2 separate regions of the Homo sapiens genome follow, and region 1 is linked to region 2. The links are chromatin contacts, found by Hi-C or POLR2A ChIA-PET in ENCODE. All regions are on one chromosome and are shown on one strand. Each heading gives the region's core, a stretch centred on a gene start or an enhancer-like site at or near the end of the contact. The rest is flanking DNA. Distances are from core to core; before and after follow the strand shown.

Evidence for each region. Hi-C counts contacts between places; a loop is a spot of excess contacts on that map. ChIA-PET counts read pairs that join two places held with the same protein, here RNA polymerase II (POLR2A).
Region 1: a loop to region 2 is called in a map of astrocyte of the cerebellum, with 5 times the contacts of the local background. The contact joins two enhancer-like sites. A Hi-C loop is called at or near these places in 1 of 168 maps with a recorded cell type or tissue (astrocyte of the cerebellum). POLR2A ChIA-PET finds 5 or more read pairs at or near these places in 8 of 52 experiments (BJ, HEK293T, OCI-LY7 and 5 more).

Annotation. Positions count from the first base shown.
Region 1 is chr5:160,163,543-160,166,852 of GRCh38, reverse strand. No RefSeq gene overlaps it. Among named protein-coding and RNA genes, the nearest start is that of FABP6-AS1, 45 kb to the left of the region's middle. RefSeq lists enhancers at 1-162, 817-1,111, 1,364-1,963 and a silencer at 817-1,111. Within about 2 kb of position 1,557, at least 32 of the 41 ENCODE cell types and tissues checked have a DNase peak (open chromatin) inside an H3K27ac peak, as active enhancers do; they include PC-9, where a contact is called at or near this core.
Region 2 is chr5:160,062,917-160,066,089 of GRCh38, reverse strand. It overlaps TTC1 (tetratricopeptide repeat domain 1), which reads right to left. Exons shown (of 8, transcript NM_003314.3): 8 at 547-1,158. The coding sequence ends at 1,025. It also overlaps a transcript of PWWP2A not described here. Among named protein-coding and RNA genes, the nearest start is that of PWWP2A, 55 kb to the left of the region's middle. Within about 2 kb of position 1,534, at least 11 of the 41 ENCODE cell types and tissues checked have a DNase peak (open chromatin) inside an H3K27ac peak, as active enhancers do; they include PC-9, where a contact is called at or near this core.

The DNA of each region.
Region 1 (3,310 bases), core at 308-2,807, 100 kb before region 2:
AGGGCAGAAATGCAGCCAGGATCCTTGAGATTTCATTGGCAAATCCCTCCAATTCCAAGCAATCAGGGTGGGTTTTAAAGGGCCCCAGGTTCTTTGCTGGCTTCTTTCTGCCTTGAAGAAAATGAAGTAGAATTTAGTTCTTAGGTAAATCATAGACTTGTGTAGAATGTTGGAGTCATGGAAGCTTAGATGAGCAGGTGGAGACGGGGCAGGGAAAAGTTTTCCTCTACCTTGTTAGGATAATGACTGGGGGCCTGCAAATTAAACTGACAAAAGACAGATTAGCATGAGAAGAGACGGATTTAATCATTTAATCTTATCCTTAAAGGAATTCACACAAAAATGTGACTCAGGAAGGCATTAGAATTGGGAGTTTATATACCATCTTAATAGAGGAAGGAAAAGGGAGAAGGGCACTTACAGGAACACGTGACTTTTAGGAAAGAGAGATGGGCCCTTAGGAGAATAGATGGGAGATATGATAATTTTGTGACAGTCTGTTTAGGTGTGGTGACTTCTAGCCTTCAGAGATAACAGTCAATCTTCCCTGATTGCTCTGGGAGGGGATTTATAATTGAGTTCTTTTGGGAGGCTCTACTTTTAGGCAGATCAAAGATTTCAGGAACTCAAATCCCTTCTGCTCATAATAATTTTTATGCCATGGCAGCATATTCTAGACCCCTTCACTGAAAAGTCCAGGGATTAGATACCAACTACATCATTTAAAGCTGGATCTAGGAGCTCAAACCATTTCATCAAGTCTCAGTTATTTTTCTGTCTCTTACACATGTCAATTAATCAATCTGTTGTCCTCTCCCTCCCTCTCTATGCTGTCTTTCTCTGTGATGGCTTCATTCTCTGGCAAGCTCCTCCCATGTCAGGACCAGATGGCCCCCAGCACCTCCAGATATGCATCAAGCCAATTGCTGTCAATTTTACTTTTCCCAAGAGTTCCAGCAAAATCCCTTGGATTGGGTTTCACTGGATCCAGCAGAAGAAGAAGTCTGCTGATTGGCCAGGCCGGGCACACATGCCCACCCTCAAGCTGGGAGGGTGGAAAAGCAAAGTCAGCCTCACCCAAACCGCATGGACTGAGTGGAGGCGGGGTGGTTTCCCGGAGGATAACTAGGGTGCTGCTAACAGAAGGAGCAGAGTGGATGCTCGGCAAGGGAAAACCACAGATGTCCTCTGTACAGAGTGACTCTACAGTGTAAGAAAAGCTGAATCACAGAGTCATGGGATCACAGAGTCTCAGGAGACCCCTTCAAAGTGGGCTCCTCCAGTTCTTTCTGTGGCAGCTGCTTGCCCGGTGCCTCAGGGAGCCCCATGCTGTCCCTGACTGATGCCTGAGTGCTGGGCAGCCTGGGGAATCGGGGCGAGGGTCCCCCTGGCATTCCCCCCTCCTTCCTCACTGCTCTTCTGCTGGAAGATTCTGGGTCACAGCTGCCCACCAGGCGCCTTGTTTATGCTCCTTCCCAGCGAGCTCTGGGTTCTGGCCATCTGCCAGGCTGGCTGCCAGCCACACTGACCACAGACTACATTCTCTCTCCCTGACACACAGGCCCAGTCGGAAGGACATCCGGGGCTCCTCCAGGGATAGCAGCAGGCCAGGGCACAGAGAGCGGTCCTCTTGGAGGCCGAGGCCTCAGGCCTCTTCTAGACTAGGATAGTGGTCTCCCCTCTCACCTTCCACCAGAGCCACAGCCACGCCTCTCCAGCAACACACTGGAGCATGCAGTTCAGATCTGCTCAGACACTCTTAAGGCTTGGGCCATTACGTTTCTCCCAAGTGAGAGCCAGCAGCAAGAGGAAAAGAAGGGTTAACCTAAACAGAGCCTTACTGAGTAGAAAGGCCAGACCTTCTTCCTCTCCCCGCAACTGGGTCTCAAAGAGATTCCCCAGTGACTCCTGCTATCCCTTCTTCTTTTCCTCCTTCCCTGTTCACTGCTCTCTCCATAGAACATTCCAGCAGAAAGACAGCTTTAAAAACACCTAATCTGGGATAGCTCAGTGGCTCACGTCTGTAATGCCAGCCTTTTGGGAGGCTGAGGTGGGCGGATCGCTTGAGCCCACAAGCTCAAGGTATGCCTGGGCAACATAGGGAGACCCTGCCTCTACAGATAATTTTTTAAAAAATTAGCCAGGCCAGGTGGCACAGACTTGTGGTCCCAGCTACTCAAGAAGCTGAGGCAGGAGGATCACCTGAGCCTGGGAGGTTGAGGCTACAGTAAGTCATTATCGCACTAGTGCACTCCAGCCTGAGTGACAGAGGAGACCCTGTCTCAAAAGAAAAGAAAAAAAAAAAAGCCCGGACACGGTGGCTTACACCTGTAATCCCAGCGCTTTGGGAGGCTGAGGTGGGTAGACCACGACGTCAGGAGATTAAGACCAGCCTGGCCAAGATGGTGAAACCCCATCTCTACTAAAAATGCAAAAAATTAGCCAGGCATGGTGGTAGGTGCCTGTAATACCAGGTACTCGGGAGACTGAGGCAGAGAATTGCTTGAACCCGGGAGGCAGAGGTTGCAGTGAGCCTAGATCTCGCCACTGCACTCCAGCCTGGGCTACAGATGGAGACTCTGTCTCAAAAACAAAACAAAACAACACAAACAAACAAAAAACCCACCTAATCTGGAGATGGCAGGCTGGCAGCTCACAGTCCAGAATACGTTGTACTTGGCCCTCCTACTTTTTAAGAAAAATTTGAGCCAAAGTTTTAATAATCGGGAAATTTCAAATAAAAATTGATGTGTTCAATTTCTCTAGAAAGTGTGTGAGATCTGCTAACATTGGGCATCCATGTCCACATGGCACCAATCAGCATATGCTGAGTGCCAGTTGCCCTAAAGACAGAGTGGGCATCCTACATGTTCCCCATAGACAGTCAGCAGGCCCCTCTTATTCCCCTCCACTGAGACCAAGTGCCAGTTGTCATTTTCCTTCACTCCTTTTTTTTTTTTTTTTTTGAGACTCAGTCTTGCTCTGTCACCCAGGCTGGAGTACAGTGGGGCAATCTCAGCCTGCTGCAACCTCGGCTTCCCAGGTTCAAGTGATTCTCTTGCCTCAGCCTCCTGAGTATCTGGGATTACAGGTACATGCCATCATGCCTGGCTAATTTTTGTATTTTTAATAGAGATGGGGTTTCACCATGTTGGCCAGGCTGGTCTCAAACTCCTGACCTTAAGTGATCCACCTGCCTTGGCCTCCCAAAGTGCTGGGATTACAGGTGTGAGCCACCACGCCCCGCCATCATTTTCCTTCACTCTTGCATTTTTTTTTTAATTACTTTAGATAGTCTGCCTCTACGGAT
Region 2 (3,173 bases), core at 285-2,784:
GATGAGAAGAACCACATAGTCCTTAACACTGGGAGTATGACTGACTACTGCATGTCACTTACAGAATTATATGTGTAATTTACATCCAAGATGAAACTTGCATGTCAAGCTTTTGAGACTCAAACCAGAGCAACTGCAAGCTTCTCACTAGCATCAACTGATGAGCACAAAAAAATTCTATCTTTGACACCTCTAGGTTCATGTAGTTTAAAAGAATATGGTTTTGTTCTGGGGTTCATATACTACCATTCCTCAATGAAGCTATTTTAAGTTAAAAATATTAACATTTGGTCAAACACAGATTTATAATTATCTATACAAACCTGGAGGGGCCCAAGATAGCTTGTAAGGTGGACTTTCTGAATTCTAGTACATGGTAGAATGGTCAACTCTTCAAGATAAATCTTCAAGGCAACAAAAACTTTGGGCAGATCTGTGGAATCTGGAATCAGTAACCCTGCTTGAAACCAACACTGCTCCCAAAGCCAGAGAAGGCTTCTGCCTTAGTTGTCGTTACGTGACAAAATTCACAACCTAACCCAGACCTAAGCACAGAAAGCTTTTATTACCACAGAGGAAATCAGGAAATGCTGGAGGCAGCCTCGTTAGCTGTGTGATCAGGGAGGGGACAGCAGGCGGGAACCCGTCATCAATCATGTCTGGGCAGTCTCCCAACCAACAGGTTTGTTTGGTTCAGGAGAGGCTTTTGCTGGGCTGTGTGTGTGTATGATCAGGAAGGTCAGCCTCAACAAATGGGCTTCTTCCTGGACATAGGACAGCCAGAATCGGGGACACCAGCTGCACAGACACCACCTTAAAATGGAAATCAAATTAGGTTCATTACATCAGGAAGTACATTTCACCCTGATCATAAAAGAGGGACAAGGGAGCACTGGGCTCTACTGGATAGCCTTTCTTTTAGATAAGATGCTTTTAAAAGTTAAACATTGGCAGGGCCTTTCCCCTAGCTAACAGCAAGCAGCACACAATTCCAAGTCAGCTTGTAAAGCTTTTGTTATCTTTGTTATCTGTTATTATTTGGATTTTGAACGAAATTGATGGAGTACGAGCCGGTAGAGGAATCCTGTTTGATCTGGAAATTTTCCGTGGAGAGCCCAAAAGGTCGGAGAACCAAGTTCCCAAGATCTTTTAATTTACCTGTAATGTAAAAGCAAAAACTCAAATGAATACAGGAATGAACAGAAGCAGGAAGGTACCAATTAATCTTGCCTTACCACTGAGTACAAAATATAAAAGTATCTCTTTGCAGTTAAAGAAATGCCTACTTTTAATATGATGAAAGCTTCCAGGAGAGTTCCCAGCCCCTATTCCCCACTCAGCAGTGCAGTCACTTTAATGCCATCCACCCTCAGCCTGTGCTTGCATAGATGAGAGTGGAGTCCTGCTGGCTCTCTCTGGGAATCAAAGCCTCCTGTCCTAACTGGCCAGTGCTATCAGAGGACACAGGCTTCTGGGGTGAGTTCTGGGAAAACCAACTGCTGTTCCAGTGAGGCTCAAGGCACCCTGCCAAGCCAGGTCTGCCTGGTAGTGAGGGCAGAGGTCCCTCCAAGTCTCTTCTCTCTAGAACGGCAGCAGCCACCTGCTAAATGTAATTCAACTCAGCCCATTTCCACTGAGCTTGGATTCATATTCAAGAGCTTCCTGCTTTCCTAAACAAATCCTTAGCTTCTATACCAGACTAGCCATTTCTTAGAAATGGGATCATCTTGATTTGCACAGCAACCTCAATAAGACCTCAATAGTCCAGCCTCCTCTTCCCAAGTTTCAGGCTTTATTTACACGACTTGGGTGAGGTATATAGGATGGGCGTGGTGGCTCACGCCTGTAATCCCAGCACTTTGGGAGGCCGAGATGGGTGGATCACCTGAGGTCAGGAGTTCGAGACCAGCCTGGCCAACATGATGAAACCCTATCTCTACAAAAAATACAAAAATCAGCTGAGGGTGGTGGCATACGCCTACAGTCCCAGCTACTAGGGAGGCTGAGGCAGGACAATCGTTTGCACCTGGGAGGCAGAGGTTGCAGTGAGCTGAGATTGCGCCACTGCACTCCAGCCTGGGTGACAGAGTGAGACTCCGTCTCAAAAAAAAAAAAAAAAAAAAGTCATGGTCTATAGCCAGCGGTTCTTGCCAAGCATGGTGACTCATGCCTGTATTCCCAGCACTTTGGGAAGCTGAGGCAAGAGGAGGGTTTGAGCCCAGGAGTTCAAGACCAGCCCGAGCAACGCAGTGAGACTCTATCTCTACAAATTTTTTTTTTAAAAACAAAAAACAGTTCTTATGCTGTTTTAAGATATAAGGAACATCTGAAACTAGGAATGTTCCAGAAAATTTTGGCAGGGATGGGTGAATAAACAGTTTCAACCCTTTCTAAACTGCTTTAATTTTTCTTACAGGTCTACTTCCAGTGGAGGTGAGAATGGGGGTGGACGAAAAGAGAAATCCCTAATCACCAGAGGTACAGGCTCCTTCCCACTTCTTAGCAGCTTTTCTCACTCTGAGGCCTCCCATCTTAGAGTAAAGCCCAGGTAAAGAACTTAAAGGTGCATGGCCTTGGCTGGGTGCAGTGGCTCACACCTGTAATCCCAGCACTTTGGGAGGCTGAGGCAGGAGGATCATGTGAGCCTAGGAGTTTGAGACCAGCCTGGGCAACATAGGGAGACCCTGTATCTACAAAAATTTAAAAATTAGCTAGGTGTGGTGGCACACACCTGTTGTCACAGCTATGCAGAGGCTGAGTTAGGAGGATTGCTTGAGCCCAAGGAGTTCAGGGCTGCAGTGAGCCATGATCATACCATTGCACTCCAGCCTGGGTAACAGAGCAAAAAAAACGCATGGCCTTTACATTTTACAGGCCTCCCTAATAACTCATGGTGAGAACTTTTAGTCTCAGGCTTAAGAACTAGCCCAAGGAAGCTCACTATGTCCAGAGAAAGGCCAACCCATCTTTGGATAAAACAGTAAATTGAGAAAGCTCCCAGAACCTGGGATGGCTGTTCTCCAGGCAGGCCTCCCAAACCTAAACCTGGGACACACACGTTCTGTGCTGCTGCTTGTGTCAGGAAATCACTGGCATAAACCCTGGGTGCCTGCACAAGGCAGCGGCACAGCCTCGGGCACATGGGCGTAGAGGGAGGGGCTCACAACAAGCAA